Linked DNA regions of Mus musculus: region 1 is linked to region 2. Evidence: chromatin loops called from intact Hi-C (ENCODE). Cell type or tissue: left cerebral cortex. All regions are shown on one strand. Links, peaks and the distances in the headings refer to the core of each region. The heading gives the core; the rest is flanking DNA.

Evidence for each region. Hi-C counts contacts between places; a loop is a spot of excess contacts. Peaks named below come from ENCODE experiments on the same cell type or tissue, not always from the same donor. Only the 100,000 strongest peaks of a DNase experiment are listed, where the experiment ranks them.
Region 1: it touches region 2 in a loop (4-fold over the local background); 8 of 42 quality-filtered maps call a loop at or near these places.

The regions. Positions count from the first base shown.
Region 1 is chr14:23,520,055-23,536,551 of GRCm38, reverse strand. Kcnma1 (potassium large conductance calcium-activated channel, subfamily M, alpha member 1) reads left to right here. Exons shown (of 28, transcript NM_001253364.1): 7 at 6,258-6,333; 8 at 8,032-8,202; 9 at 9,736-9,827. It overlaps 5430425E15Rik (a long non-coding RNA gene), which reads right to left. Exons shown (of 4, transcript XR_003951125.1): 4 at 11,772-16,497. Among named protein-coding and RNA genes, the nearest start is that of 5430425E15Rik, 18 kb to the right of the region's middle. RefSeq lists an enhancer at 14,954-16,406. In left cerebral cortex, for the core only: a CTCF peak has its summit at 6,607 (motif pointing right); DNase peaks (open chromatin) are centred at 6,613 and 7,898.
Region 2 is chr14:23,045,111-23,061,607 of GRCm38, reverse strand. Lrmda (leucine rich melanocyte differentiation associated) reads right to left here. Exons shown (of 7, transcript NM_028275.1): 7 at 5,520-5,653. The coding sequence ends at 5,574. The region is part of intron 2 of Gm10248 (predicted gene 10248); the gene reads left to right. Among named protein-coding and RNA genes, the nearest start is that of Gm10248, 41 kb to the left of the region's middle. In left cerebral cortex, for the core only: no CTCF peak of the experiment used is centred there; DNase peaks (open chromatin) are centred at 8,223 and 8,500.

The DNA of each region.
Region 1 (16,497 bases), core at 5,619-8,118, 480 kb before region 2:
TGTGATATAGAAAAGACAACTTGAGGACAAGAACAGAGAACCTGAAGTTCCCCTTTACAATCCTGATCTACAACTCCAGGGTGGACAATAAGACCTTGTAGGCTGCAAGAGCCTGCCTCTGTCATACTGGCCACAAAATCTGAGAAGGACTCCTGAGGTCCCTGGACGATCTTTGTTAATTGTCCAGTGGCTTCACCTGCTCGGGAGAGCGCCTTCCAGGCCCTAATAGCCTTTTCATCTGATTCAGAACTATTAAAAACTGGCTCCTTGAACTCACCTAGTGATGAGTATAGGCTCCTTCTCCTAGAAACCTCCGCTGATTGATCTTTTTTCTTTTCTTTTTCCTTCTCCTTCCTTCCAATCTCTCCCCAGGTATTCTTACCTGACCTAAACTTTTCCTCGGGTTCAAGACCCTTGGAAAGGCCTGTATACTTATTTTGTGTACCATATTTTCTCTTTGCTCCTACTCTCTCTCCCCGCTTTACTTCTGATAGATTGTCCTGAATTTCATCTAGAATTTTCAGCCCTGCCTTAACCACTTGATAACATGTGAAAAGGAACAAAAGGGCTCCTAACACTAGAGAAAGTTCAAGGCCAAACATACCTTGTAAAGCTATTTTCCACTTTACTTCTGATAGACTGTCTTGAATTTCGTTAGAAAGTTCAAGGCCAGGCATACCTTGTAAAGCTATTCCCCACTTTACTTCTGATAGACTGTCTTGACTTTCCTTAGAAAGTTCAAGACCAGACTTACCTTGTAAAGCTGTACTCACTGGTACTCCTGTTCCCCAGCTGAAAAGTTCTGAATTCACGCAGTTGAATCCTTCTCAACAGTCTGTGATGCGGGAACACTTTATTACCGCCGTTTCCCAGCTGAAGAGTTCTGAATTCACGCAGTTGAATCCTTCTCAACAGTCTGTTTTACGGGAACCTTCGTTACCATGACCCGCAGTTCTGGTTCCGTAATGAGGGATCTTCCTTGCGCCGGTGATGGTTAACTCCCGTCCCGAGTTTTCTTGTATTTTCTCGTCCCGGGTTTCTTCTTCCCGGCTTTTCTCGTCCCGGATTTTCTCGTCCCGGATTTTCTCGTCCCGGGTTCTCGTCCCGGATTTTCTCGTCCCGGATTTCGGCACCAACTCTTAAACGCGTTCTCACGACCGGCCAGGAAGAACACAACAAACCAGAATCTTCTGCGGCAAAACTTTATTGCTTACATCTTCAGGAGCCAGGAGCGCAAGCCCCAAGCCCCAAAAACGAAAGCCCCCCGCTTACATCTTTAGGAGCCAGAGCGCCAGAGCGTCAGAGCGCCAGAGCGCAGAGCAAGAGAGAGAATGGCGGAAACCCCATCCCCTTTTAAGGAGAATTATTCTTTGCCTAGGACGCATCACTCCCTGATTGGCTGCAGCCCATGGCCGAGTTGACGTCACGGGAAAGGCAGAGTACATGCAGTGGTAAAATACCCTTGGCACATGCGCAGATTATTTGTTTACCACTTAGAACACAGGATGTCAGCGCCATCTTGTGACGGCGAATGTGGGGGCGGCTCCCAACAGATTTTGATTCATTTTGTATCACAAAGTTCATTAATCTCAGTGTGACCTGGTCCAGTCAATGCTTTAAATTGGGACACTTCTTAGCTACCTAGCAAATGTTGCAAGGAAAAGATAAAAATGGCTGTTGGCTCCTGGCTGTGCCCTCAACCAGAAGCAAGGTAGCAGTCAGCAAGAGGGCAGAATTTGTGCTTTCTTGTGCAAAGTGGCTGGCATTTTCAAGGTTCACCAGGACATGTTCTATTTTCTGTAAGGGCAGAGATGAACCCTTGGCAGCTTTGGCTTTACTGATATAATTTTCGAAATCAGACTCTCTCCCAGCACCTAGGGGTCCTGGGAAAGGTCACTGATCAGTCAGACTATCGCTTGCCTATTGATGAATCACTCTGTCCACCCATATCAATGACTGGAGTTCAGTGTTAGTCAGACTGTGCCAAAATTCCTGAGAAAACAACATAAGCAAGGAAAATTATTTGAGCTCAGAGTTTCAGAGGTTTCTGACCCATGGTTGGCTAGCCTTGTTGCTCCTGCCTGGTGGCAAAGTGGAGTGTCCTGAGAAAGCAAAGTTGGTCACCTCATAGCTACCTAGAGAGAGGGAAAATAAGTAGAAAATGGGAGAAGACATCAGAGACAAGATGTAGCCACCAGGAATACATGGCTTCTAATATTTCTAACCTACTTCCTCCATCTAAGCCCCATTTCCTAAAGTTTTCAGACTCTCCCAAAATAGTATCACCAGGTGAGGAACAAGTCCTCTTAACCTATGAGCCCTTGGGAAACATGTCCTCCTGTGGTGGTTTGAATAAGAATGGATTCTAGAGGCTCATGTATTTGAATACTTGTTTCTAGTTTGGTAGAACTGTTTGGGAGGGATTGAGAGGTGGGGCCTTGTTGAAGGAGGTGTGTTACTTTGAAGTGTCAAAGGCCACACCAGTCCCTTCCCCTTGCCTAGTGATAAGGATGGATCCTCCCAGCTTTTGCTCTAGGGCCATACCTGCATATCTGCTGCCATGCTCCCAGACATAATGGCTATGGACTTGCCCCAATAAATGCTTTTTTTCTATCAATTGCTTTAGTCCTGGTATCTTATGATAGCAACAGAAAAGTAACTAAGACATATACCAAACCAGAACAGCCACGGAGAATTCATGTATGGGAATTCACAAGTTTCCATAAAAACACAGAAATGACACTTACAAAAAGAGGGGGCAGGTTTTCATGATCGGATCACAATCTCTCCTTCAAAGCAAGGAGCTAGACTCTGCATGGTCAGTGCCACTCTAACTACTGATAATTTCATGTTTGATTCAAGCCTTTGGGCTTGGCCAGGAAGGCTGCAGATAGCCATCTCCAATGACTCTTTTTGCCACAAATACTCAATGTCTTCTGCTGGCAACCCCTCCCTCCTTTGAAGCAGTCATCTTCCAGATGTCAAAGTCCACATCCCAGCGGACAGAGAACACCCATCATTGGGGTTAATCTTGCAGGTTTTCTACATAGCTTTCAGATATTAACTTGGTCATAGGGTTCAGCTTGGAAGTCCACTTCCTCGTGCGAACAATCTGTGATGTTGCTGATGTCATACAATTAATCAGATTTCCACAACAAACCTGGTCTGTCTCAGCAGTGGTGATTAAATGTTCTGCACTCAGCAAGAGCTCCCTTAAGCACCATTAATGTCCCAGTGACAATCATTTAGAGATTAATAATCACCATATTTAGGCCATTTCCCCAAAGCACCAAGAGACGTCAGTAGATTTAATATCTTGAAAAGACTCTGCATGGTTTTTGATGGTGCAGTGCTTTCGCAGGCCCTGAGGATCTGGGAGTCTGTAAGTGACTCAATTAGGTGTTGAATTCTCCCCTGGAAATAGAGAGCAGCACATGCCTCTCCTCTCTCTGCCATAGGCTACCTGCTCTCCCTACTACTTGCTTCTCTTCAATATCAGATCACGTCTTAGGGGGCTCGAAAGGGAGAGACAGGGGAATGGGCTGCTCTGCTTTGATTTTCCATTGAGAAATTTGCCTGGAGCAAGGTTTAGTGGTAACATAGCTGATGAGACAGGGTAAGCCTCAAACTTCTGTTTTTTCAGTTGGCAATTCCATTCTCTGTCAGAGAACTTCGCTTGATATGAGGTGAAGCACAGAGTGACTCATTGAGATGTCTGGAAAAGGCTTGAAGGTCAGGAGTTAGCACAAGCAGCCTTGTGCTTGGGAGTGCTAGCTTCATACCACAGCATCCAGAGCCCTGGAGCTAACCGTATCAGGTCACAAAGTGGGCGGATATGGCCAATTCGTATGTTCTCTGAGAACATTCTAGATGTGAGCCATTTCAATTGTGTCTAGGCAAGTGGCAGAGTGACTGGGTCCCAGAGGGAGTGACAGACTTTTGGCATATCTGCACTCAGGCTGTCAGCTTCCCTCCTTAAGATTCTGCTCCTCTCTTCATCTCTTTTGGGTTTGTTCTCTGGAGGTCTTCTCAAGGATTGTATCTGAGATGGATTAGAACTCTCTTCCACAAAGTTCCTGAAAACTCTGGCAGGCTTCTCTGTTGGCTGATGTTGATGTTGGCTGAATTCCACTGGATTATTTAGTAAAGGAAGTCCTTGGTGGACACCTTGGTCTCCCATGTCAGTAGCTGTGGGGAGATTGGTCGTTAGGAAGTGATGATGGGCAAACTACAGGGTAAGGGAAAAGAGGATCCCTGAGGCTTCCTATAGTGTGTTCCCAAGCTACTTAGATGAGGCCTGCCACTTGTAGCTGTGATTCCCAGGCAAGCTATCTACACCCCCTAATGCTCGGTTTCCTCAATAGTGAGTGACAGTGGTGTTCTCACCTACCACCTGCATTAGCAGAAAGAGTGAAGAGGGGGAGGACGCAAGCAAATACTTAGTACATCAAAAAGCCCCAGCAGTCCTCAGGGACCACAAATGGTGGGTGATCCTGGCGAGGACCAAGATGCCCAGGATGGACAGTCTGCTGTTTTGCTGGCATATGGTTTCCAACCCCGAGGATGTCATCCCACACACCTCAAAAGGCTAGTTTCACCCACAACTTTGGAAGTGTTTACTCATTCTTGTCCTGAACTGTCAGAATCAATGCCAGGCAAACCGGGAACTTGGATTCCTCTCTTCAGTTATATAAATACAAGCAGAGAAAGCTCCATTCCTCATGCTCCACCCAGGAAACATGATCGCAGCCTTTGTTAGGAGGCCTCCCTTACGAATTCCCCAGGCTGAGCAACAACAGCCTCCATCCTGCCCTTTTAGCGGTATGCTCAGGATCCAAAAGCTAGCAGCCATCAATGCCACTGACATGACACTGTGGCTGTGCAGTAATAGATCTGAAAGTGGCTGAAATGGCCACATTTCCATCTCCAACTGTGGGGCCTACTGAACTAAACTTGTCAGTTTCCCAGTTCCCCCAGATGATCTTGAAGGATCCTATGAGAAATTAGTCAGTATACATCAAACATCAGCATGATGGTGTGTGGGTGCACTGCGTACATACTGTGAAAGTCTCAGATGTCACCATTGTTAACCTTCTAAGCCATTAGAAAGTAGATAATATATTACCCAAGAGAAAGAAATAGGCAGAAAGAGGGCAGTGTTACCATAGATGGATTACCCAAAGAGAAGGATTAGCTTCTGCGGGGGTTGTGTCTTAGGGTTTCTGTTGCTGTGAAGAGATATTCTGACGGCAGTAACCCTTATAGAGGAAAACATTTAATTGGGGCTGCCTTAAAGTTCAGACGTTCAGTCCATTATCATCATGGTGGGAAGCATGGCAGCCTGCGGGCAGATGTGGTGCTGGTGAATGGGCTGAGAGTTGTACGTCTTGATCCACAGGCAGTAGAAGTGACTGTGTACCACACTGGGCATAGCTGGAGCATATGAGATCTCAAAGCTCACCCCTACAGCGGCACACTTTCTCCAACAAAACCACACCCACTTCAACAAGGCCACACCTCCTAATAGTGCTTCCTCTGGGCCAAGCATTCAAACACATGAATGTATGGGGGCCATACCTATTCAAAGCACCACAGGCTGCATAGGGCCGGGAATGGGAGAACAGGAGGTGGGAGACAGAGTTCTTTTCTGCAAGATGAACGTGATGGAAACACCATTAAATATAACTTCAGGACAACTGGCATTTAAATTGGGATTGTATGCTAGATCGCATTGCTGAATTCAGTTCGTTTTCTGATATACAGATGTGTCCAGATTCTACTGCATGGTGTCTGCTCTTCGGAGCAGAATGCCGCGGTGATTAGAGGTTGGGCGGTGATGTCCACAACACAATGGCTCAAACAAAACAAATACAACCAGAAAGAATTATCACACTGAAGAAAATAAGACATACTTGCAGAGATGATGAAGTCATGGGGAAATGTCAATTTAGGTGAAGGATACACAAATTTTATTTACTCTTCTCTCTGGTTTCTTTTTAATATATATTTGAAGGGTTTTGTTTTAGACAAGTTAAGTTTTAGCAACGTTTGAGGGGTTAATGTAGGGTCTGGCTGTGATTTTCCTACAGACTCTGTTGAGAGCCTCATTCCTGACCAATGTTTCTCCCCTGAGTCAAATTTCCTTATGATGACAGCAGCCTGCTTCTGCCCCAGAAGGGAGACTGTGACACCATCGGGCAGTTCCATACGGGTCTTCTCTCTGTAACTTTGGGACTCTTCTTGTCTCCTTTGTACAGTAACTCCATCAAGCTGGTGAATCTGCTCTCCATATTTATCAGCACGTGGCTGACTGCAGCTGGATTCATCCACTTGGTAAGTAGCTGGCATGGAGCAGGCCCTTGCTAGGCCGTTTTATTACTTAACATTTGTTTTCTTGGAAAGAGACAAGTTTAGCTGTACATACAGGAAAGTGGGACAAGCTACTCAATTTTCAGAATTCCCTACCCTTAACTTCCACCCCTCAAACTGGTTCCAAATAGTGAGTAATGTTCCTAGGACCAACCGACATCTTTCAGCTTCACCTGTATTGCTTCAGGGAGACTTGCCTAGTTTTTCACTCTGTATGCAATAACCTCAGAAGGCCACAAGATGGCAGTGCTTCCACAGCAAACGCCCAGGAAAAGTCTGGCACCTATACTGAAAGTTTGAACTTCAACAGCTCTTTGTAAACAACAAATGCAAATCCTGGGATCTGTCCCTACTTCTCTCGCACAAAAAAGCTGCTTTTGACTGTCTTGCTAGATGACTTCTCAAGTCGTTTCAAAACCCCCAAATGGTTTTGTTTTTGTTTTTTTGTTTTTAAAAACTAATGACTCTTTGAATGCTATTACCAAGTCAAACCTTTCCTACCTCCCCAAGGCAGAGTTCTCTAGCCTGCTTTCAGAGAGAATAGTTACTATGAAATGTACATTTCATCTGCACATAAACTGTTACAATCAGAAGAAGCCCCCACCAGACTATAAAACTTAGCATAAGTGACTTTGTTTCCATCTGCTAAACAAGATAATTGTGGATTTTGCAAGAGTCCTATACATATTTTAATTATGTGTATGCCTGTGTTTTACTGTAGGGATATGTGCACATGTGTGGATGTACCCCTGGAGGGAAGCAGAGGGCTTTAGGCTCTCTAGAAGTGAATGCTGGAAATTGAATTCCAGTCCTTCTGCAAGAACAATGGTTCCTAACCATTGAGCCACGTCTCCAGTCCCTGTGTAACTAGTCAACCTTCACCTTTTATCATTCAGTTCCTTCTGAAGCCAATTGCCAGTTCTGGGCTCAGGTTCCCCAAATCCTGCTGTAGCCCCCACTCTTTGCTCCCTGCTGGGCTTCAGCCAAGCTCACAGAACTGAGCATCTGCGCAGACCTCAGGAACTCTGCAGCACAAGCAGAAACTATTGGCTCAAGGGCCATTTTGAAGACGTCTGCAGCCATTTCTCTGATGGTGTGTGTGTGTGTGTGTGTGTGTGTGTGTGTGTGTGTGCATGTGTCTGCAGTTTCCAAGAGGTCACTTCTCTTGTTTCGGAGGAAATTTCCAAACCTCGGAGCTCAGAATTGCTGGTGGGCTCTGGTGAAGAAAGACAAGCAGTCCCAGAAGCAGAGATGATGCTTTGGATTCAGGCTGTAGATGTGTCCCAAAGATGTTGGGTCTGGTGTTCTTAGTTACACGAATGAAAGGAAAGTCTAGAGTCTCAGCAGGAATCCCCAAGGGACTGGCAGAAGGAAGCATCTAGCACCTGCCTTAAAGAGATGCTGTAAAGTGTATCAAGCATCAGCGATGCGTAGGAAAGCACACCAGCGCTGCTCCTCCTCATCCCTGTCCTGATACCCCCTGGGGTTTCTGGTGAATCATGCCTTAGTGACTAGCAATGAGAATCATCTATTCTGTACTGCGAATATGAAGCGTATGTAAAAAACAACTTTCAGGAGCTCTGGGCATCCTGGTTTGCATATACTGTACATATGAACATCTGATGGCTTTCTTTTCTCTCCCTCCCCCCTCCCTTGCTGTAGGTGGAGAATTCAGGGGACCCATGGGAAAATTTCCAAAACAACCAGGCACTTACGTACTGGGAATGTGTCTACTTACTCATGGTCACAATGTCTACAGTGGGTTATGGGGACGTTTATGCAAAAACCACACTTGGACGCCTCTTCATGGTCTTCTTCATCCTCGGGGGACTGGTAAAAAAAAGCCCTCTTTCTTATTGTATCTATTTTAATGATTATTAATATTTTCCAATGCCCACTTCCTTAGACATAGTATTTTTAATGTGTTTTGCACTGGAAGCAAGTAACTGCCTTAATGCAACCAGGAGAGCTAAATCCAAATACCATAGTGTCTTTGTTGCATATTTCTTTAGTGTTATGCTTATCCCTTAGAACCAGACATATTGTCCTCACTGGGGACAGCCATGTCACTAGGAGCAAACCTAATCGTTTTAAGGGAGGCATGCCATTAATAAATGAGAGTGTCCTTTAGTAATGGAATTCACTATCAGATATTGTAGCTGCTGTTGATTCTGGTAGATGCTGTCCAGACTCTGTAGATAGATGGCGGTTTCAAGAGCTCCCCTCCCCTTAATGTTCCTCCCCAAACTTCCAACAAACACTGTGGCTGGCACCTGCCCCTAAAGAGCAGGGTCCCTTCACTTAGGAAATGTCATTATAGTCAGGACATAACTGTGTCTAAAGCCCGCTCCATTTCTCTCCTTGGAACAAGTTTCACTGGTTCCTATGTAGCAAGAAATCACTGCATTCAATGTAATTCCAGGGAACAGTTGCTTCATTTTCTCTTTCAAAGTAGCTTATAGCGAAGTCTGATTTTTTTTTTTTCTGTGTATGAGGTAAGTGACTGAGATTCTAGTCCACACACAGCTGTGGCGCATGTGCACTGCACACACATTTATATGAAGTGATGCATACATTTCTCTCTGTTTTGTATGCATAGGACATATACATTTTGAAAAATGTATATAAATGTGTGTGTGGGTGGACATTAGCAGCATCCCTGCAGGGTCCCGTAGTTCAGGAGACCCCATTATCCAGCCACAGAACAGACTTTGTTGGGTAAAACATGGCAGCTCCGTGTCTCCTTGCTATCCATCCTTTCCTCTTGTGTGATTTCCAAAGTTGACCTCTTATGCTTTTTAGTCATTTTTAAATGAAAATGTTTATTTTTAAATCTTCTTTTTAGTGTTTAGTATCTTTAGCTACTCATAAAAAATTCTCCTTTGAGTGTTATGTGGAAGGACTTTTTGACAGAAATGTATACATGTGTGTGTAAGTGTGCATGCGTGTACATGCATGTGTACCTGTGTACACATATGTGTATGTATGTGCACATACGTGTGTGTCCATGCATGTGTGTATCCATGAGTGCCTGTCATGAATGTGTGTGTGTGTGTGTGTGTGTGTGTGAATACTTGGCATCATTCTACAAGATGTCAGCTCATTTACGCTTGTCTCCTTTATATTTTTCTTGACTGTGGTTTATTGTTTTCTACTGTCTAGGTCAACTCACGTATGTTTCATTCTGTGTGGTTTCAGGAGCTTTCCCCTTTGTTCTGTTATTGTTGTATAATCCAACACATGAATCCGCACCTTTGCAGGTCTAATCCTTTTGTGTTTTCAGATCTTAGTATCCCCCTTCTGAAAAGGTCACCCTTTCTTTGGCCTGTCTTTTTAGTCTCTCTCTGTCTCCCCTCTTCTCCTCAGGCCATGTTTGCCAGCTACGTCCCTGAAATCATAGAGTTAATAGGAAACCGCAAGAAATACGGGGGCTCCTATAGCGCGGTTAGTGGAAGAAAGTAAGTATGCCAAGAGGTTTTTGTGGCCTCCGCGGCGTAGGGGCCTCTCTGCATGCCATTTCTGTTTGGCTCTTGTTTCTTTGTCTCATGCATGTAGGCAATGTTTGCCCGCTACGTGCCCGAAATTGCTGCTCTCATCCTGAATCGGAATAAATTCGGCGGGACTTTTAACAAACATGGAGGCAGAAAGTAAGTCAGCTGCACCTGAGGACATGTGCTTGAGTGACTTGGAAAGTCCCTGGAGCAGTGGCATTGAATCAAGCCCTTCTCGCTATCCCCCCTTCCTGCTTTTTTTAATGAGGGAGGGTGTGCATTCTGCAGAAGACTGGTTTCAGAGCATGGGAGGTGATTGGACCATCTTGAGGTCTTGTGACCATTTACAGTGTCCAAGAGATAACAGTAAATATATTCAAAGGTGTCCATGTGCACCTGGAACCATATCTTCTGCTCTCATACCTTATCATATTCACCAAGCTCATTTCACGAGCTGGTGATATGATCAAATTCTGGTCTCTGCAACTGAGGTCTCATGACTTCCTGGTAGGTCTGGCATGCACACTAATGGGCTAGAACTCTTTTCCCACTGTCCTTTGTGTCAGGCACAGGCCAAGGCCTGGCCCATCCTCCCTACTGAAAATGCCAGTGGCTGCCAGGAGACCTTGCTGATAAAGGGTTTCATTACACAGTGGAAATGCCTCCTGGGCAGGAAGTATTGCAGTTAGGGTGTCAGGGTGCCACAGGCAATTAGAGATATGGATTTTTGTTTTATTTCTCAAATGTGAAGGTTTTCCTCTTGGGAACTATTCAAGTTTCTGCTCAGGTAACTTTTTCAGCATCAGTATCATCAGTACCAATATCATCAGCACCAGTATCAGAGCGTGAGTCCAGCAGGGACCAGAAGTCTTATTCTGATGTTCATGCTGGAACCTTGGTCTTCTGATCCTCTAGTAGGGCCATCTCAGTGGAGGAGCTAAGGCAGAAGGATGGGATGGTTGCAACTGTCTTCAAAGGTCACTAAGAACTTGCTCTGAAAGCTCTTGGGGGCCAATCCGCTTTGTTCTTAATTCAGGGTATGATGTGCATAGAATAAAATGGTCAAGCACGCTGTATACCCCTAGGAGGATGTGCACTGATAGACATACCAGGGACCGACATCTGCATCTCTATTAAAATGCAGAAAATGGGCCCTTTCATGCCAGTCCCCTGTCCCCTATCATGGAACTGTTTTATTTTCTTACTTATTCTAACTGACTGTCAAATTATTACCTTAGTTTGGTGTTTAAGAAAACTAGAGCCTGGCTTGTAGGGCCTTCTCCCATGGCTGCCTCTCTGTCATGACAGTTGGCCCTGCTGGATGAAGCCCAGGGAGCCTCACTCTGATTATTGAGTCCAACACATCCTGAGCTCAGGTGTCCAGTCCTCTGTTTAGAAAATGAGGAGGTGGAGAAAGGGCTCATTTCCTTGAACTACCCACAGGACAGCAGTTTCCTTTCATAGACACAAAGGACAGTGGGAAAAGAGGCCAGTTGGCACCTTCTCAGTAAGGCGGCATGTCTTTCCATCTCCCCCTGTAGGCCTTTCCCCTTCCTATTATCTTAACAACCCTGGATTAGGTTAGAACCAAGCTGTTCTGATGTCTGGGCCATCCATTGGTTCCAAAAGGCCAAATAAGCCCAAAGATTTTCCTCCGTCATTTATCTCAAGCCAAGAGGAAAACAGCTTCCTAATTCAGTGTGCCTTTAAGATATGGGCATCCCGAGAGTCCCAGGCCCTCATTATAGCTGTCTCAGCCCATTGGTCTCAGCCAGCATCTCCTTATCCCTGTCCCCCAATGAAGTCAATAAAATCAATTGCTTTGAAATCTAAGTTGAAAGTATTTCTTGACTCTAATTTCCAGGTGGGATTTTTTTTTTTTTTTTTTTTTTTTTTTTTTTTTTTTTTACAGAGTAGTGTTTGTGGCCCAATATGGGTGGGCTGTTGGCTGACAGATTTTGTTGATGGGTGGCCCAAAATGAGGATCTAAGACAAGCACTTGCTGGTCTGCCCTGGTCTGATCTGGTCAGGTTTAAAGTCTGGCATGTCCACCCAAAGCCCCACCTGCTGAGGACTTCAGATCATGGGCCCTCCTCCAGATTTGTTCTGGCTCTGAAATCTGTTATCACCACTTTTAGATTTTGAAATCTTCTCTCTGTCTCTCTGTCTCTCTGTCTCTGTCTCTCTGTCTCTGTCTCTCTCTCTCCTTCTCTCAACTCTGCCTCTCTTCTTCTCTCTCCCTCTCTCCCTCTCCCCCTCCTTCTCTCTCCCTCTCTCCTCTTCCTCCCTCCCTCTCTCTCTGCTCCACTCTCCTTTGTGAAAGTGCATTTTGCTTTTAATGTTCTCTTTTGGATCTCTAAAGTCCCCAGACCCTGCGGGATGTAGTGTACGTCCTGTCATCAACACCAGGACTGTGCTCATTACTTTATACATTGTTTCCTGGTTCAAAAGCTAATTACCAAGTAGTTTAAAGAAGCCCTTGGTCACTTAGATCTTTCATCAGAAAATATAAGCTTGGGAAAGGAGTGGTAATAAAGAGCCATTAGCACCCTTTGTTTGATGTTGGTTCTCCAGTCAGTAGAACAAGATTGATGAAATGTTATGTTTGGCCAAAATTTGAGTTTTCATTTGGAATTCAGTGTTGAGAGAATGGGCTGTCAGAATCAATAAGTTTCCTTTCGCTTGGGATATGGGCATGTGGTAGTAATTAGCAATATAAGGTCTTTACTTGAGCAACGAAGCATGGATTCTGGCAGCAAACATAATGAGAAACTACAGTTGTTCTATTCCGAACGTCAAAAAGTTTCCAGATAAAATTAAATGCATTTGCAAAAGGGAAGGGGCTTAACTTTGTTGAGAGCTGGAGTTGAGACTCTTAAAATAGCAGGCAGTACTTGGAGTTTTGGTGCATGCAAAAAAAATGCATGTACTGTCCTCATCCACACATGTATACACACTCCCCGCCAGGACTGAATTCAGCAAATACCTAGAAAACAACTTAAACATATACATAGTTGAGAGATTTTTTTTGGTATGTGCATATTTTACTCAGCAGTAACTACACATAACAATATATTAATTTGTCAGACAACCAAATGTAACGTATGATACACCAACTGCAGAGACACAAAAATGTGAAGTCCGAAGATCATTCAGGATGGAAAACCAGTGTAACAGAGCAATGTAAGGCTTGAAAGACACACCAGCCACATGCGGGTGTTGGAGAATATGGAGGTCCTCTTGGTGCTTCCTCGTAACTTTTAATCAGTGTGTTTAGCACAACAAAACCATTTCCTGTGGCATTTCCAAATCTTCCTCCCTGTCCACAGAAGTCAAGGCCTTCTTCACCCTTTTCATTGTGTCCTCTATCCCAGCAGTAGGAGCGGGTACCCATACATATACCGGCTGCTGTGTCACATATCTGGACAACTAAGAATAGAGACCAAAGTGTTATTTATTTATTTTTTTCCAGAGCTGAGGACCGAACCCAGGGCCTTGAGCTTGCTAGGCAAGCACTCTACCACTGAGCTAAATCTCCAACCCCTGAGACCGATGTGTTAACAAAGAGTTCAGTTAGAGACCAAGAAACTTATCAATGGATAATTTGGAAATATTGTGGGCAATTAGCCCCTTGTGCTGAGACCCTAAATCTTATTCAGCATAGTAGCTCTCCTAGAGCCCAGCTGGCCTCCCAAGGCCTTTGACTCTGCCTCCTTCCTTCGTGTACAATGAAAACTGCTCAGAGGTGGTGGAGGCATGGGGGAGACGGAGACTCCCATGGCCTTGGGGTTCTTGGTTTGCTGTCTTTTCCTTCCACAGCCTCTTACGGTTTCCCCAGAGGTTTCTTCTCTGAGTGTAATTCATTCTACTCCTGGTTAGTTTATGAGAACTGACAAGATCATGGTCCAAGGTCAGATGGCCAAGGGCCATGGAAAATAATTGGCCACAGAGAGGAATCCATCAGCTGTAACCCCCTGGATAGAGACAGCACAGCTGGGGAGCCATCCAGGCCTTATGTTTCCCATGATGTGGCTTCAATGGCCCCAAACTGAGGTAGTTCTGGCCCAGGTGTTTGGGACAGAGAGAAGAGTGTGGGTGTAGAGGGCTCCACAGATTTTTGGTAGCCAGAAGCTGAGAGGACACATGGAAAGAAAGGAATTAAAAAAAAAAAAAAGACAAGGAGTGGACAAAGGAGAACAGGAAACCAGATGTAATTAGCATGGAAGGAAAATCTCCATGGTGACTTCCCAATTCTAGAGTGGGGAGCAGTTTCTACAGCCAGACCCATATCTTGCTCCAGAGCAATTGCTCTTGCTCTTGAGCTTCAGTGTTGGTCTCTTACTACAAACACCATACTGTTTTATCTAGTAGACCAGTTTCAGGATTTGTAGGTTGGTCCATTTTGAGCTCTTGATTTCCAAGAGATAGAAGTAAACTTATTTAAAGAACTCCATGTATACCTGGGACCATATTTTCTACCCTCATCTGGACCCAATGCTTCAAGAATTCAGAGAATAACTATATCTCCTTCATAATCTCCAGCTTGCCAGGGCATTCCTCTCTGCTAGCTAATCATGGGGCTCTATGCATCTCCTTCTGATTTCTTATGAGTGGGGCCTAGTTTAGCTACTTATTCAATATAGGCTGTTCTTCTCATTCATGTTCATGCTCCCTCTCCCTCTCCCTCTCCCTCTCCCTCTCCCTCTCCCTCTCCCTCTCCCTCTCCCTCTCCCTCTCCCTCTCCCTCTCCCTCTCCCTCTCCCTCTCCCTCTCCCTCTCCCTCTGCCTCTCCCTCTCCCTCTCCCTCTCCCTCTCCCTTTCCCTCTTCCTCTCCCTTTCCCTTTCCCTCTTCCTCTCCCTCTCCCTCTTCCCCCCTCCCCCTCCCTCTCCCTCTCCCCCTCCCTCCTCCTTACTCAGACCCCATGTGTTTCTTTATGCCTACTTACTACCTTGGCTCTACATGGGCTGTTCCTCTATCTTCTCCCTACTTTCAGGTTTTACCCACAGTGATTCCAGGCCATTTTTAAAGGCCATAATATGGCTATTTCCTTAAAAAGATTCTTTTTATTTGCCCCCTCTTGGGGGTCTATCCTTGCCAAAAGAGAATCACCATGTGCTGTACCTTCATGTTTATTCATTCCACATGTGTTTATTGACTGCTTGCTCTGTGCCAGGCATCAGGGACAGATACATTCCAGCACACCTATTAAACCCTCCAGCCGTACAACAGCTCTCGCTCTCTGTTGAGCTATCTGGCCACCTAAGTGGTTGGGAAGTTCAGCTCGAGAGCTTATTTAAACCTGCCTCGGATCCCAGGGAGTCTCCCTGCAATGCTGTGGTTGCTCTCAGCCTGGCCTCCAGTGTGCGAGAGTGGGATGTGGGTTAAGTCATGTGGTGCTATCTTGGCTTGATACCATGGGCCTGCTTTCCTTTCCTGTTTATGTGGATCTCGGGTGACGTTCACTCTCACTTCTCCCAGGCCTGCAAGGGCCGGACTGCTCACGGGAGGGATGTTTCCCATAAGATGTCATTTACGATTTCTCTGCCTCAGACATCACTCAGGTTGAAATGGGACTGAAGTCTTGTATTTTACACAATCTTTGATCCCTTGTCAGGAAAAGCATTGAGCACTTCTCCTCTCGTAGCCCACGTGACTCCCCTGCAATATCTCAGGATTCCTCGATTTTAAAAACCATAAATTAGCAAATCATCAACATATCACCGGGGAGGTTCATCTGGTAGCGATTGTAGTCAGAAGGAAACATGGGCCCTAATAACTGATTTTCACAAAGATACAAAGAATTGTAGACAGACAGATACAGTAAATAGGAAGACAAATAGATAATTCAAGCTGACAGGCCATCTTGAACTGATTAGGCATTCTGCTTTGATTAGCATTAAACTTTTTGTGGAAAGAGGAAAAAAAGAAAAAAAAATGTTGCCCTCATACTTTGGGAAAACGACCCCTGATGACTTCTGAAATTGGGCACTGAGAGGCAGATCACAGCGCATTTGGCATTAGATGCCCCACATGATGTAGTGTCCCAAGTAGTCCTTTCCAATGACAGGGGCCTTGGTGGGTGTGGATGCAGATACTTCCTCCTTGGCATCTGCTTTGGGTCCTTCTCAGGCACGTCTCCAGTCCTTTTCAAACTTGAACATCTGAAAAGAGACTTGGCTGCATAGTCAATCAAACTCTAGGTAATGCGGATGGGATGAAGGCCTCCCCTCTGCCCCCCTTCCCTGCTGTCTTTCTTCCCTTCCACACACTTAGCAGAATGTTCCACCTATTGTTCTCTAAACAAGAATAGAAATGTAGGTGGGAGATGAACTGGGTACCTTGCGGGGTGGGGGCGCATTCAAGCATCGACTTTTGCTTTCAAATATCCTACCTCCATTTACAAAGGAATTCTGATTGTGAATTTTCTAATTATAATCCCGAAAGATTCTTTCTGCTCAGCCTCATGTTTGATGGAGTGAGTCCTTGCTGGGTAGATTTAGAATCCCAGGAACAAATGCAAGCATCCGAGACTAAGTTGCACCCTATTTTCTGTCTTCCTGACATGCCATTCATTCTGATAGAAGTCTTTCCAGAGTTGCGACGAGCAGTTCCTTGCAGACTTGGGGTTCTTTCCAC
Region 2 (16,497 bases), core at 7,394-9,893:
GAACAGGAGACAGTAAAGCCATCTTGTAGTTAGAATAGAAAAGCTCTGTTGTAGCCCAGCAGTCATTGGACATGCTCAAGTTAGATGTAAAAGTCTAAAAGGAAGAAAATAAACCCATCATGATAACATGGCATCAGGGTTAGAGCAAGCTGTAAAATATAGACCACAAATTCTTAGGAAAGAAAGGCTCCAAGCAGTTATGAATTAGTTGGATATGAGGTATGTATTGAGTTGCTATGTAATGTGATAACAAAAATAAATGTAAATTCATTTTGGAGTCCAGAGAAAAGTTAGGAAATAACCTATTCACATGGATCAACAACAGGAATCTTATAAGATCCTTTCTCTTCCCTTCCCCCTCTTATGAGGATTTGATAACTTAAAGTCTGACAAGGCAGTAGGTAGACATTTTAGTAGAATCAATCGTTGTCACTGTTTTCTCTTAATTAAATTATAGTACATTGTAGAGAAGCTGTTTCCATTATTGTCATAATCTTAAGAAATAACTCTTCCTATGTGATGAATGTCAGAGTGCTATTTTTTCCAAGAAAGAGATCTCATTAAGTTAAATAATAGCGTTAATACTATACCTACATGTTAAATTCGTTTTTATCAGACTTTAAGTTGAACCAAAAGTAGTACTTTTAAGTTGTAACATAGTAAATGTAATCCTTGTATATTGAATAAATAATATATATTCATTCTTCCCTATTTTGATACTCCATGCCTGGAATAATCTACAAGCTGCTGTTGAGCTCAGCAGTAGCATGTTGCTCCTTTCATTACAAGTACTGAACTCAAAAATTAGCATATAAAGAAAATTATCCTCAAAAGTATCCAAATCAATTCCTATTTTTAAAGATATTTATTTTCCTTTATATGTATGTGTGTATGCCTGCATGAGTTTATGTATATCACATGTGGGGGCCAGAAGAGGACATTAGGTCCCTTAACACAGAGTGACTGTGAGACTGTAGACTTCAGAAATTGCTGGCTACATTTAATAATTGATGTGACAAGAAATATTTCCTAGGATGTTCTGCATGTTAATTTTGGTTACCCAAAAATGAACTTAAACATTGTCCATATTGTCCATGACTTAATTTTCACTCCAAGGACAAAAAGGTATTCAAAACTATTATTGTCATCCTTCCCTTATGTAGATGTTTTCATCTGTTTGCTTAACTATCTTCATTTTCATGGTATCTTTGTCCAGGTATTCATCTACCTCTGAACTAAATGAATTTGTAAAGACTCACAAGACTATAAAGATTTCTCTCTCATCTTTCTGCATAAACATTGTCTTTTCTTTTAATTTTATCTGCACCTTAGGATGGTAGGTTTTGTGGGTTGTTAGACAGAAGCTAGAACCAGTCATCAGTGGCCCAGGGTACCATCATACATGTGTCCCCTGGCACCTCTAAGACATCTCCACACTGCTTCATTATTCCAGGTGGAGAAACTTATTGAGTATCTCCTGTGGCACCACCCAATGATATCAAATGTGACTTCATTTTGCAGAGAAATAGTCCTCCATCTTTGGATTAGTGGAAATTTGTCTTTTCTTCTCTCATTCTTCTCAGTATCTAACTCTCCCTTATCCACTAAGATTCCACATCTGGACTATTTCCATGCTCTTCTTTCAGATAATCCTATTTAACAAGAGTCATACCAACCTTGTTCCAACACATTTCCATGGCACATACTCCTTACTAGAAATGACCCCACTTTCCTAGCTTAGCCTCTTGTCTTGCATTGGTTTATCTCTGGGTCGTATCCTGCGCTCCTTCAGAAGAGAATTCACACAGTGTAATAAGTTAATGTTTACAAACATTCACACAATTAGTTACTACTCCACCATAGAGTAACTAAGGGGAATTGATGTTATTATTACCTAATGGAGCACCAAAAATACTGTGGAATTTCAGATAATCCTATAGAAAGGCAATGAGTTTAGAGAGGTGGCTTTGTTGAGATGTTCTTCAAATATTGAAAGATGATGCCATTGGAAAGGTGGTTCAGTGGGAATAGAGACGTGCCTGCCACAAGCATGACAACCTGAGTTCATCTCCAGGACCCATGTGGTGGGAGGAGAGAACTGATTCCAGGAAATGATCCTCTGTCTTCCGTTCAGCAACAGTGGCATGCAGCCCTCTGTGTGTGTGTGTGTGTGTGTGTGTGCGTGTGTGTGTGTGTGTGTGTGTGTGTGTGTGTGTATGTGTGCATGTGTGCATGCATGCACCTTTGCATGCACACACTAAATAAAAATACAATTAAAAATGTAAAAACTGAACACAGTGATAGAAGCAACAGAAGTAACACAGGGTATTGTGCCACAATCAATGACCTGCTTGTCATACAAACAAGTGACTAGCATGCTTTGTCTTTTTCTGATTTTTTTCCCCTCTCTTAGGGTAGATTATAATACTTTACCCACACAAATTAGAGACACCAGAGTTAACTAATGGTAACATTCTTCTTCAGTGAAGGTGGTTTCTTGGAAACAAAACTGGAATAAGCAAGTAGTGAAGGTCACATCGGATGAACTGCACCAGATGGGCAACAAGCAAGAGTCACAGTGAGCCCTGTAGCATTTCCCCTGGGCATCAGGCAGTGACACATATCTGACATAGGTTGCCCTTGGAAGTAGCACGTTGTGGGTCTTGTTGAGGTTATGACAGAAAGAGCCACATAGATTGTTTGTATTCTACATATTAACTAAGAAAGCTATTTCTTAGAAAGAGCATGAAAAATGGTTCCCTTTGAAGTGGTAAAGATATAGCTTTGTAAGAAACACACACACACACACACACACACACCACACTTTCATTTACTCTGTAGTTTGCTTTCTTTTATTCCTTAGTACACATGAGTATGTGAAAACCTACAACACGGAGACATGCAGCCTGATTTAGTGATCATCTTTTGTAATGTGCTTCTATTTAAAGCAACAAACAGATGGAGGGTTTATGAGCAGGGCTGGTAAAGGTAAGAGCAAATGATTGCTATAGCACTTTTAATAGGATTTCCCACAATCTAAAGCAGTACTCCCCGAGGAACAAATTGTTCTATAAAATTTTGTTAGTTAGGAAAAAAGTAATCTCCCGGACTTTGCTGAAGCAACAGGGAGCTCCAGCATTCCATGAATCTCCAAGTTCTCTGCACTCAGACCAGTGTCCTGGGAAGGGGAAATCAGGTTGTCTGGGAATGCTCCCCAAAGAACAAGCTGTGTGGAGCCCAGCAAAAGGAAGACAAACAGGTGCAAAGGGGAGGATGAGGCATGTCTGGGTTTCAGATGAATTTACTGCCTTGTAATTTCCTACTTTGCAAACATGGTTTGGGAAATTCCTACAGATTTTAGATAAACAAGGCTCAGGGCTTTCTCCCCTGCCAATTCAGATGAGAGTCCAGTTCTAGAAAGGCAGATCTTGCTCAACAAACAACAGAATTGTACACAACCCAATGTTAATTCATTACTATCATCCCTACTTAGGATAAGCAAAACTCACTTTAATTCCACCACGAAGATGAATATACTGCCAGGATGGCCTTTACGCAAGTTATAATTAAAGCTAATCTTAATTGAAGTTATTACACCATTCTGGAAGAAAACAAACAGCCCAAAGAGAGGGAAAGAGTGTGGTCAATAACTCACTCCAATTTTTTTTCTTTTTTGCCTCCAAAGCTCACATTGAGGGAGACATTCCTCCCCGTGATACAAATGGTTCTGACATTAAGAAAAGTAAACAAGTAAGAAAAATAAAGATGGAAAAATTCTGTGGTCAGTTCACAAGTGCTTTTTTATTGTTTGAGGCAGGGTTAAAGCCTTTTATGAAGACAGGGATATATGTGCTGTTAGATTGGCTGTGACATCAGACTAGTCTCACTGCCCTTGCACAGAGCCTTGCTTCTCATAATATGCAATGGACCGAAGGTTCTAATGCCTCTAAACAAAGAGGCAAGGTGGGACCTGATGATGTGAATGCAAACCATTAGCTCTCAGTGCTGTTGTATAGATCAAACAGGAGAAGGTACTCAACCGGGGTTATGAGTGGGTTGTATAATCTTTAGTTATTAATGGTCTCGGGGACTTTAGCATTAGCTGCTCCCAACATCTGATGAATGGAGGTTGTGAAATCTCCATGCAGGACTCCTGTCAGCCTGAATATGAGTTATTCCAAGACCCGGCTCACTCAGTATGGCAGAAGCTATGTAAACAGACTAGATCTGAGAAAGACGGTCCTTCTCCAGCAGCTCAGAGAGTCTGAGGACCCAATAACTGACTCTCCATTAGCAACTCTCTTGCTGTCTATAACTTGGAGGGATTCTTGGAGGATCTGCTATCTTAGCTAGGACACCCAGGGAAATGAACACACAGTATACTATTGAAGCATACCTTGACAGTATGTCAAGTGCAAGAAGACTTTCAGATGCCTTCTAGAGTGGCTTGACTGGGACAGTTGTAGACAAAATGGCAGCCCTCTGGCTAACATGGTTGTGCTTGCTTTCCTGTCAGTGCCAGCAAATGACCAAAGATAAAGAAAGATCTATTCATGTCTCATTAGCCATGGGTCTTCTGAGAGAAACAGAAAACCTTAAAGGTGTTTGTTTTATCAAACCTGTTTGGTCTGCTAGATAGTTTCTACAATCTCCCATTTGTTTTCTAATCTCCTGGCCCATCACCCCATCTTTCATCTCACTACATTTACATAGAATCCAAAGGACTTGGCAGCCTGTCCTTTTAGGGTAAATATGGCCATAGGCATTGCTGAACCTATATGGTAAAAGCCAAAGGAGAATCTCTGGTGTTGCTAAACCTTTGACAGGAAAGATGCCTAACCCTGGGTCTTCTTCAGGACAAGTGGATTTTGAACAACAACAACAACAACAACAACAACAACAACAACAACAACAACAACAAAATGCTTTTGTAGTCAGGGATTTGGGGAAATTCAGGAATTGTGCTATGAAGCTACATATCAATACATGACTTGCCTGAGAAGTTGTGTCCTTTGAAGGATTATGGATGGAAACACATTGCCAATGATAAAAGACAATGTTTATGGATTACCTGATATAATGCCTACTATGCAGACTGAAAGAATAAAGAGTATGTGCCCTTCTTCTGTACTGTTGGCTACTCCACTGAAAATAAGCCCAAGGCACAGTGATATCTGTGGACTTGACTTAGAAGGCAAGCCCAGGAGAGCCTCTATCACTATACCACAGCCAGTGAGCAAGCCTGAGGAGGCCCCAGGTGTGACCCCTGTTCCCCTGTGAGCAATGGAGAGACCAGGCAATCTGTCATGGTGTTCTGGCTGTCAGCCCCAGTGCTGTGCCGCTGCTGTCTGTCACCCTGGTGGATGAGACCTGCTTAAGGGCAATCATGTCAATCTCTCTGTGACCACTCAGTCTAAGGGAGGTGGATGATCGTGACAGGCCTGGCAAAGTAGGCACAAGGTACTGAAAAGCAGAAGTTATTGCGTGCTTAGAGAGACACAAGGCAGACTGTGATTTTTCTTGCTTTTCCACTTTATTGTCATGAAACAGGCTAAGGCGTGCAGAGTTTAGCTTCAGAGCTGATCATCTCGGATAAACCTGTTACCCTCTGAATTTCTTCCATAGTAAAAATAGCGACCTTTCCCGAGGACGCCTGTAAACAGAAAGGAAAATCATTACTGGTGGCACAATTCATATAGTTCAGAAAATCAGATGTTATTAAACAGGCATGCATCAGGATTGCTAATCTGATGGGAGGTAGATTAAGATGACAAAGACCGTACCTTCTTGTCCTTAGAGGTGACCTTGCAATGAAATGTGACTACCAAGTACAGAGTTCAAGAAATAACAGCTTTATGTGTGATTTCCTTACATAATTAGAACTTTTCTAATTTGACAAATTGTTCCCAAAATATAGCATGACCCCTCTCTCCCCAGATTTTCCTAGTTTAGGACTAAGAATAAAAATGTACGTTTAAAGCAGATGAACCCAGCCCAAGTGAAGTCCACAGGATAATCTTTGTAGAATGTGACTATCTTGAAGTCCTTTATTGGAAATCAATATTGTTGACTTCCAGAGAGAATTTTCCAAATCCTGGGGGGCTTCAAGCCCACACTGGGTGATTAAAGAAGAGAGGCTGTGCTGATTGAAGACCATATAGACAGTAAGTGCCACTACCTTTAGACCTTCCCACTGCTAGGCACCTCACTGAGGCTGAGGCAACTCATTTCTCATGTTAAAAAGCACTTGCTTTACATCTTCAACTTGACTTCTTCTATAACTTCTGGCTACTTATGAAACGTTCCTGTCCTTTGTGGTGGTTGTGGGATACTTCACTGTAAAACACAGCATTAAGAGAGGCACAGATGCTATAACTGCTATAACCAACTCATCCTTACATATCACAAATACCCACAACAACAGTTCTGTGCCTGGAGGTGCATGCCTGTAACCCTAGTATTTGGGGTAGAGTAGGAGGGTGAGTCTAACCTTGGCTTCATAGTGAGACTCTGATTTTAAAAAAAATCAAGAGCTAAGGAGGTGACTTGCCTAGAATGTGGAAGTGTCTAGATTTGATGCTCATCGCTACAGAACAAACATTCAGAAAACACTGTCTCTAGTGAAAACTCTTTATGATTATTAGAAAAAAAATAGTTCTCCCAAGAAAATATTTATAACTTCTGTTGGCCTTTTTACCATCTTTTTTTCTTTCCAGTTTTAGAAGAATTATCTTAAAATTCTCTTGCACAATGGGACTTAAATCTCTGCAGTGCATGAGAGACAAAGAAAGGAAATAGCCATAAAAAAACAAGTCCATGAGCCATACACCTGCCTGTGACAATCACCCCTTTTGCACATGATTATTTATTTTGTCAGTTTGGCAGTGTGATGGCAACACTCACCATTCTTTATTGATCTGGGATCAGCCATGTTCTCCACATGACATGTTAGTATTACAAACTTTTACACTTTGTGTGTGTGTGTGTGTGTGTGTGTGTGTGTGCGTGCACGCACAAGTGCGTGTGCGCATGTGTATTAGTTATGTGTATGTTGGGGGATGGGTCTGGGTGCATGTGTATTGGGTGTGTGTACATGTATGTGTCTATGGAGGCCACAGGTTGATATCAGTTAACTGTCTTCCTTTTCTTATAATTGTTTCTTATTGGCCTGGAGTACATGGAGTATGCTAAACTGGCTGGCTACCAAGCCCCCAGGCTCCTCCTGCCCAGCCCCATCTTTGAAAATACAGATGTACACATCTAGGGCACTGGGAATCAAACTCAGGCCCTCATGCTTGCACAATCTGCCTCTACGCTCCCTAAACTTTGTTCTTAAATAAGGATTAAAATAGTGTATAGAAACTTCTAGGGGTAGTGTAGATCTGCCCTGCTTTGGATAGTCAGAGGCAAACTTGAAGGTTATCCGGGTCCCAGGAGCTCTCTGAGTTGGAAGAGGGACAAGATGACAGCATTTGGGACCTGGCTCTTTCTCTTGCTGTGTTGCCATAGACAGCTTTATTGTGGGTTACTCTTGCTACTTGACTTGGCTTTCCTGCCCCTCCACGTCCCTAGGCCCCCGTTTCTGGTTTTTGGTATTGGTCTAGTGCCTGGAAATATTGAGCTTGTGTGAAACCTTACTCAGACCTTCCTTGTGACCCATTCTCTCAGCTATTAGCACAAAGCTGCTCCCTTTACTGTATTTTATAGTGCCTAGAGTTGTGCTAACAGCCTCATCAATGCCAGAACCCTGGTGGTCTAAGGGCTGGGCTGGTCACATTCTACCTCCCTTACTGGCTTGGCTGCATATGTCTCAGATGCATGGGAAACCCCACAAAAGACTGTCTTGAACCTGGCTGATTTGAGCAAACCCTCAAAAGATCTGGAGGGACCGTACAAAGGATGTTAATTTTTTTTCTATAGTACCAAGACAGCATGCATTTTTAAAAAGACAGGGATAGGGTTTGTCAGATATCATAAAGAACAGTCAGTCCTTCTCCCAAGCAAACTCTTGACAGGCAGTCATGTGTACACACACCATTGTCTGCCGTGGTTGCACTTCTTTCCATAAACTTGTCCACACATCTGGGCACTCTCTGTCTTTTCTTTCTATCCCTTTCCATGCTGAATTTCCATTCTAGATGCAAACAGATGGAAAGCAGTGTTCCTGGAACATGGGCCCGGGCTGCACTCTGAGCCATGCTCACACATCTCTGGTTGGCACTGATAAAAGTCCTTTTTAAGGCCTGCCCTATTTCTTTGGGCCTGGAAGCAAGTCTGTTTATAGACATCCTGGCGAGAAAGGGCTGTTTGATGAATGCAGGAGACCGCGGCTAGGTGTCAGCGCTTGGAAAATGAGGCAAGGACGTGAGTTATTAATATTGTCAATGATCTCTTGATGGGAAAACAGATACTGCACTCACTGTCAGATTTAAATAGACATTGAGTGCATTAATGACAAAAGGGCAGACTTCAAACAAAGGGGCTGTGTGCTGGGAAGCTGACTTGGTCTCTGGGCTGGCACTAACCTGATCTGAAAAGACACTGTCAGGACTGGAGACAGGCCCAGGATTGTGCATGGTGACAGAAAACAGAGATGCTGACAGAGATACCAGCGCCATATTATGCCAAGGACACTCGAGCACTGTCTGGGACTCTAACGCAGGCTGACATCACTTCCTAACATGCAAGTTTTTTTCTTCTGTTCCTGAAGTACCAGCATGTTTCTTCTATACATCATTCCAAAACTTGCCATGCCCGTGAAGCTCCTGGCAGCCTTGGTCTGTAGGAGCTGTGCGATCAGGGCCTACAGATAACCTAAATCAATCTCACCCTGGGTTGCCCAAGGGATGACACTTCTCCTTTGATAGCTGGGTGACTTAAGGTGATCAGAGGGCTAATGTGTCATTAAACTCTTTTTTTCCCTTTTTTTACAATTGAATATTTTCTTTATTTACATTTCAAATGGTATCCCCTTTCCTGGTCCCCACCCCCTCAGAAACCACCTATCCTATCCCACCCACCCACCCACTCCTACCTGCCTGTCCTTGCATTCCCCTACACTCAGGCATTGAACCTTCACAGGACCAAGGGTCTCTCTTCCCATTGATGGTTGACAAGGTCATCCTCAGCTACATATGCAACTGGAGCTATGGGTTCCTCCATGTATACTCTTTGGTTGGTGGTTTAGATCCTGGGAGCTCTGGGGTGTCTGGTTGGTTGATATTGTTCTTTCTGTGGGGTTGCAAATCCCTTCAGCTCCTTCAGTTCTTTCTCTAACTCCTCCATTGGGGACCCCATGCTCAGTCCAATGGTTGGCTGTGAGCATCTACCTCTGTACTTGTCAGGATCTGGCAGAGCCTCTCAGGAGACAGCTCTATCAGGCTCCTTTCAGAAAGCACTTCTTGGCATCCACAATAGTGACTAGGTTTGGTGACTGTATATGGAATGGATCCCCAGATGGGCAGTCTCTGGATGGCCTTTTCTTCAGTCTCTACTCCACACTTCGTCTCCATATTAGGGGTGGCCTGGCAACCCCAAATAAAACCTAGCTGGCTCTTGCTAGTCTGTGGATGAGGGTGCTCAGGCTAGAGACATCCAGATGATTAAATTAAGCTAGCCTTGCCCCTCACACATTCTTTGTGGGAGCCCACAGTAGGGAGGTTACGACTCAAAATATTTGACTTTTGTAGCTTAAAAACACAAAACAAACAAACAAAAAAACCAAGACATTAAGAAGGGTACATACCCATGTGTGGCCAGAGGACTTTTATTTATTAAGGAAGTCATTTATGAAGTCAGTTTTGATCGTATGAGTAGCTCCTGTCCCCATTTCTGTCTTCCTCAACTAGAATAACTGCCCGAATGTCCGAGGCTGTGAAACGCTGCAGTAGCAGCCATTTGTTTGCACTTTGATTTTCCCAGGGAGGTTCTCTGAGGCTGGAATTTGGGATGTGGTGGTGAGTCAGTAGGCCATAGCCTCTGACACATCTGCAACAGATTCTGTTTGTATCTCCTCAGACTCTATGGTTGCAGAAACGGAGGGAGGCAACATATTTAGTGGCATGCAGAGTGTTTTTAATTAAAACACAAGGCTTTGGCCTTAGTGAGGCAGCCTGGCCATACATCAGGCCAATGTGCAGATGTCGGTGCGGGGGTTTCTTTGGGGGGCTCTGAAAAACGACAGTGTGCTGTCCCCTGGGGAATCCTCTCCTGCCAGATGAAACTCCTATTTTTTCTTAAGTAGCCAGTTTTTCCCATCACCATAAGCTCTTAAAGCTATAATTATGAAAAAAAAATAATGTGTGGGGGAAAAATCGGTTTTAAAGAGGTCCTTTATCTTTTCAATGTTCCCACCCTCCGCACTGAGTATTCCGATTGTGCAGGCTTGCACTGCCTAGTGGGTGGGCATTGGACACTTCTCTTAGATGCCCACTGCAGTGACAGGGACCATTCTGGAGACATAGCTGAGGTGGGGGCGGGGCACAGTGATCCTTGCTATCCAGAAAAGGGGGTCCTGACATACCTCTCTCCAAGTCCAGTACAGATTCCATCCTGGCTTCTCATTCCTATCATCTGTCCCTCATGTCTTTTGGCTATGTACATTGGCCCCTTACCCTCCCTGTCTTCCCCACCTGTAGATGAACACAAAGATAACCATGGTAGGTCCTTTTGAATTGTGAAATATGCAACATGGTATTTTAAAATATTATTTTTATGAAGTGGGGGCATTGGGTCCTTATTTCCTATGGCAGAGGTATGGTCAATGTGACCAATTATACTGTTAGGTCTTAAAATACATGTACTCATATCCCAATAATATAGCACCAATCATAGGACTGTGTGTGAGTCTGAACTCTCCGTGGAAAGCATGCCTACTGATGTGTCAGCAGCTCAGAGTTCATACTCCTGGCTGGGAGTGCTGACCACCAACAGTCCTGCATCTCACTAGCTTTGACATAATTCCGCATCTAGAGAGCCTAACTACCCCATCAGCGCGTCTGAGTGTGCTTCTGATGCAGATCAAACCACTAATTTGTAAAATGGAAAAATTAAGTCTTAACCTTCTTGATACTTGTGGTAATCACCATGTTAAATGTTCTTGTCATGAACATGAGTTTAATGCCATGCTGACAAGGAGGCTATGATCTAACAATGATCTATCTGACCACATGAAGCTTACTAAACAGTGGCAAAGATGGCAGAACCGAGATCTCTAATCTCTCAAAAGAAAAGTTGGAGGCAGAGTCATTCGGCCTTAGCAGAAAATGATGGCATGTCCTGAAGAGGAAGAGAAGCCCAGTAACTGAGAAAGAAAATGTAGCAGTAGAGTCCCTCTGGGCCAATGTGGAAGTTTCTAGAACAAGATAACCATGGGATACTATGTAAATCTATATCCTTCCTCCTCCACTTCCAATACCCAGTCCTAACAGGGTGTGGTACAGATGAGGTTAGGCAATGGCAATCTGCTAAATACATTTAAGAATTTACACATACATATTCATACACATACATGAACATATACCTCTGCATAAACATTTTAAACAGATCCTTTCAAATTTGGAAATTTTGGTTCTGTACCCTTTTATCTTTTTTTTTTAAAGATTTATTTATTTATTATATGTAAGTACACTGTAGCTGTCTTCAGACACACTAGAAGAGGGCATCAGATCTTGTTACAGATGGTTGTGAGCCACCATGTGGTTGCTGGGATTTGAACTCCGTACCTTTGCAAGAGCAGTCGGGTACTCTTACCCACTGAGCCATCTCACCAGCCCTGTACCCTTTTATCTTAAACCTCTGATATGACCTTCTTACATTTCAAACATTAAAAAAAGTAGGCAGCTTAAATCTCTGCCTTAATAAAGGAGAGGCAGGGTGGGAAGGGCTAGGGTTTCTGTTCTTCAATGCCGATGGCATTTTCATTCTCAATACCTTCCCCTCAAGACTACAGCAAAAGGAAAGTGAATGCTCTCTGACTCTCAGAGATGTAAACGGCATGGACCAGAAGGAACGCTCCCATTCCCCATGGGCCTGGGCTTTTGTTGCATAAGAGTCAAATGGTACCTAGGAAAGGAAGAAACGCCTGCAGTTTACAGTTGACCTTACAGTTTACCTCGACCTCAGCCACATGACATGTTACTGGCTCCCCTGAGGATCTAAGAGGTAGTTAGCAGGGCTGACAGGCATATAGGACCTGCACACAGTTCAGTATAAGCAAGGCAAAGTGACAGGAAGAGAGATTAAAAAAAAAAAAAAACTAGGGGAAAGGATCCTTGGTAGCAGTTTTTTTCTAGAAGAAAGTTCATGCCTTTCCTTCATGCCTAGACATACTGTCTTCCACTGGCCTCTGAATCCCAGCTTAGAATTCAAACAAGCTTTCTACTTGATCCAGGGGACAGACAAAAAGGAATGGGTGACCCTTCCCTCCTTCCCAAACTAGTAGGCTAAGACTTGAGGCAGATATCTGGGTTTGTAGTCAGCATTTTCAGTTGAAGATGTGTGGGTACCACGGCTGCAAGGACACTTGCTGGCTCTCCTTCCCATGTCTGGGGAGGATGCACTGGACATTGTCCTTGCTTTTGGCTACCCACCTCCACACACGCCATCCAGTATTATACAAATGAGAAGCACCAGGGGATGCTTATTCTAGACTCTGCCACTGTGTTGGGGTGGTCACTGAATGCTGCCATCTTCGCCTGCAGGATATTTTTGGCTTCTGGCTTACATGTGCTAACATGTGTAAACTTGCCTGGTAATTTTCCTTTGAGAAGGTGCCAGTTATGCACAGTTCTGTTTTGACAGTTTAACTCCTTACTTGCTTCTTAAATACCAAGTCAAATATTTTCTGTTCTTAATATTCTCCTTTCTACTTTCAGAAGAGTATGACTTCATTCCCATGTAATATTCCTCTACCGGCTTTTGCAAACTATGAATATAGTCCAGTGACGTCTTATCTTTTCTGCCATCATTTAGTGGTAAGAGCCCCATTTCCCAGAGTAAATTTGTGTGTTGTTGAATTACAGCAGGAGAGGTTGAGCTGTCTGGGAAAGTTTGGTCACATTTTACCATGTTTATCTCTGGCTGATTTCATTTTATTTTTTTCATTATTTCTACCAAGGTTAATCCCACCCTATGAATTCGAGATCTTGGGATGTAAATCGCGGGTCAGTGTTTTTATCTATGACAAATCATATTAGATTCAAGGTTCCATTGATGCCAGTTCTTCCTCGGGCTGATTATTTCTACTGGCAATGCTTATCATAAATTAAAGGACAGCTTTTATTTGTTTCTTAGCACCTGGAGCCCAATGTGGACATTCTAGATGTAAAACAAGATTCAAGTTATGGGGTTATGACAGGATGCTTTCTGTAAACACAGTGAACACAGAGTCAGATCTCACAATATGGCCATTAATTCAAAGGTTAGGATGCAGACAAAGAGCCTCTCAGATTAAACTTAGAGAAATGTGTGCTTGGCCTCAGTGCTCAAACACTGAGATGGCCTGAAGGGTGGTTCATAACTATCCCTTGAGAGTCTAGATTGTGAAGCCTGCTCAGCCGGATGCTGGGCCATGTCAGGCCTCACCCTGTATCTGAAGGAAGCACAACACCAGGGGGAAAGGCTCTAACTGTAGTGAGGTGACTGTGACGGGCAAGCATCCTTGCCTCCAGACCAGGGAGGCTGGACAACTCAGGGTGAGAGTGAGCAGACAGGTTGACATGTCATAAAGCAGAGTCTGTAGGAAATATGCTCTGGGCTCCCAGGGCAGTTGAAATGAGGCTTGTCATCTTAGGAGGAAAAGGAGTTAGGAAAGGGAGGACAGGAGGACACACACACACACACACACACAAACACACACTTTTTCTACATAGCAAGACCAGTTTTCCCTTTGTGTATGCAAGTTTTAGACATCCTTGTCCATTGATCAGACGCCCAGGCACCATCCCTGCTGTCTCTCCTTGAGCCCACGGATATCATGGCCAGGTGAAAGATACTCCAGACCTTCTGAACCATCACAGAACATGTATCCACTAAGAATCCTAGTTAGGAGAGCCACTGGGCCTTTGCTCACATGTCCTTTCCAATTTGTTTGCAATATGAGCAGGCCCTCTATGAAAGACCCTCGGAGCCAGCATCTATCTCTCACCTCCACTCACAGAATTTTGATCAGAATGAGATATGGTAGAAATAAGAGACCAAATCTACTTTCCTTGCTTGAACAAGTCCCCTCCCTCTTCAGAAATAAGTTTGTAAATCTTGCTGGGCCAAGCTTTGTTTGTTTACTTATTTGCCTTTGCATTGTCAGTTCTGTTCTGTCCCAAATAAAAAATGAGAGCAGAGAACACCCTTCTTCCTGATGTCCGAAAGAGCAGTTTACTTACGCCCAGCTGTTAGCATTACTTTGTCCTTCCCTGAACTCTTTAGTCAGACACATAATGCTAAGTTCTGCTTTTATAGCTTATTTTTCAGGTGTATTATTTATTTGTTCAGTCTTCTTCACAGGCACAAGGGCCTCCCGAGAACTTCAAAGATCACCACCAACAGGACACTGGCTCATCCTTTGCTGCTTCTTCACGGAGGGCAAAAGGAGCTGTAGAGTGGGCCAGCAAGAGGGGCATAATGGATGTGAGAAGGGCTAGATTCCAAGGTGCACGCTAAGATGGGATGCAAATCAAGTGTAGTTCATCAGGTGCCTTTCCAGCAGCTCCTGGATGGATCTCACCCTGGCTGTCATTCAAAATGGACAGTGCTCATGTGGGAAGACTTCATGTTTCTGTTTCAAGAGAACGAAGAAATCTTTCAGAAAGGAGACAGGGGCCAGAGGGTGTGTGTGAGGAAAGTACAGAGGGGAAGAAGGGGGAAAGAGAGGGAAAGGGAGAGAGAAGTAGAGGGGTGAAAGAAAAGTAGAGGGAGGAAGGAAGGGAGACAGAGACAGAGACACAATCACACCCCCTCCACCACTCCCAATATCTCTGTATTTATCCTTTCCACTTCATCTTTTGAAGTCAGAATCGTAGCCACTAGAGGGCAGCATGCAGTTAGGAAACAGCCACGGCTTTCTTTAAATAAATAAGGGCAACTATTCAGGGAAGGCCATTAAAGCCACACTGTGCTTGTGGTCACCAATTACACGTTCTGTAATGATCAATATGTCATGTTTACCCAATCTGAGCTGAAGGCTATCTGGGACTGAGGCTACCAAAGGCCCCCCTCTCTATGACACATTTAGGTTCCTTCTGCCTCCGTTTCAGGGGACTAGTCTTCCTTACCAGCCATGGTTAGTTTTAGCTCAGGGCTTTGGTTTTGGATTTGTTTTTTGTTTTTAAATACTACCTGCACAAATATAAAGAAGCATGCAAACCAATAAAAACAGATCCTCTCTTAGAAAAAGGAAACAAAAAGCACTTGTACCATGGGCACTCCCCCAAAGAAAAGTGACATCCATTGGCGTGGAGTTACCATTCTCTGGGAGCATATTTTAAGTTATTTTTATTTTTTGACTCAAGTGACCATTGGGTCAATACACAGAAATCATGGCTGCTGCTTTTTTAAAGGCAGGTTTTTCTTGCTTAAAACCCAATGAGTGTCTTCCGTCCCTTCTCAGAATATCTAGTCCAGAGTCATCACTCACACTGAGAACAGCAACCGAGTGACCTCCCATACTCTAAGAGACATTGGTATGTGCAGCTTCCACAGATATTAAGCCCAACCTGGTTTTAAAGTCCAGGAAATGGCATTCTAAACTAAAATCACATGGAATGAAAATAATTGAGAGGATTCAACCCAAGATGACAAAAACCAGTTACTTGGTTCTTCTCCCTCCACCCCAAGTAACACAGCGCAGAGTGCAGCAGAAGCCCTAGCAAGCAGGACAGGGCTCCTGCCCTCTTTCTAGGCATTCTCTCAATGTAACAGTCGTGTGACAAAGCAGCCACAAAGGAAAGGTGGGGCCCAGTTAATTAATTAGATTATTATCTCATGATTAAGTGGAAACTTTGAGTTCTCTCTCACCCATAAAAGCAACAGTCTCACTAGATTTGCCAGAGTGGCTGCAGTTGAGGGTTACCAGTGAGGATGACACAATCAGGAAGTAAGATGGGGGTGGGGGTGGGGGTGGGAGAAGTGAATGCTACTCAGAAACACAGCATCCTTCCTCTGCACAGACTTCAGAAGGGTTCAGACAGCAGATTCACACACACACCACCAAGCCCAAGCTACATCTTAGGTGTTCAACAAATAATTTGTATAGACTGGTGATGGAAGTCAGAAGGCAGCCTCATCTGTCATTTTTTCAATTTATTCTATCTTTTAAGACAGCCTTTTGGGGGGGGGTTACAGATTACCCATTCAGCTACAGTGGGTTTCCAGGACTCTCTAGGCTGGGGTGATAAGTACATAGCAATATGCCTGGCTTTATCACGCATGCTTGTCTTAAGAGATGGAACATGACTCCTCAGGTTTGCTTCCCACTGAGACGTCTCCCCATATCTAAGTTGA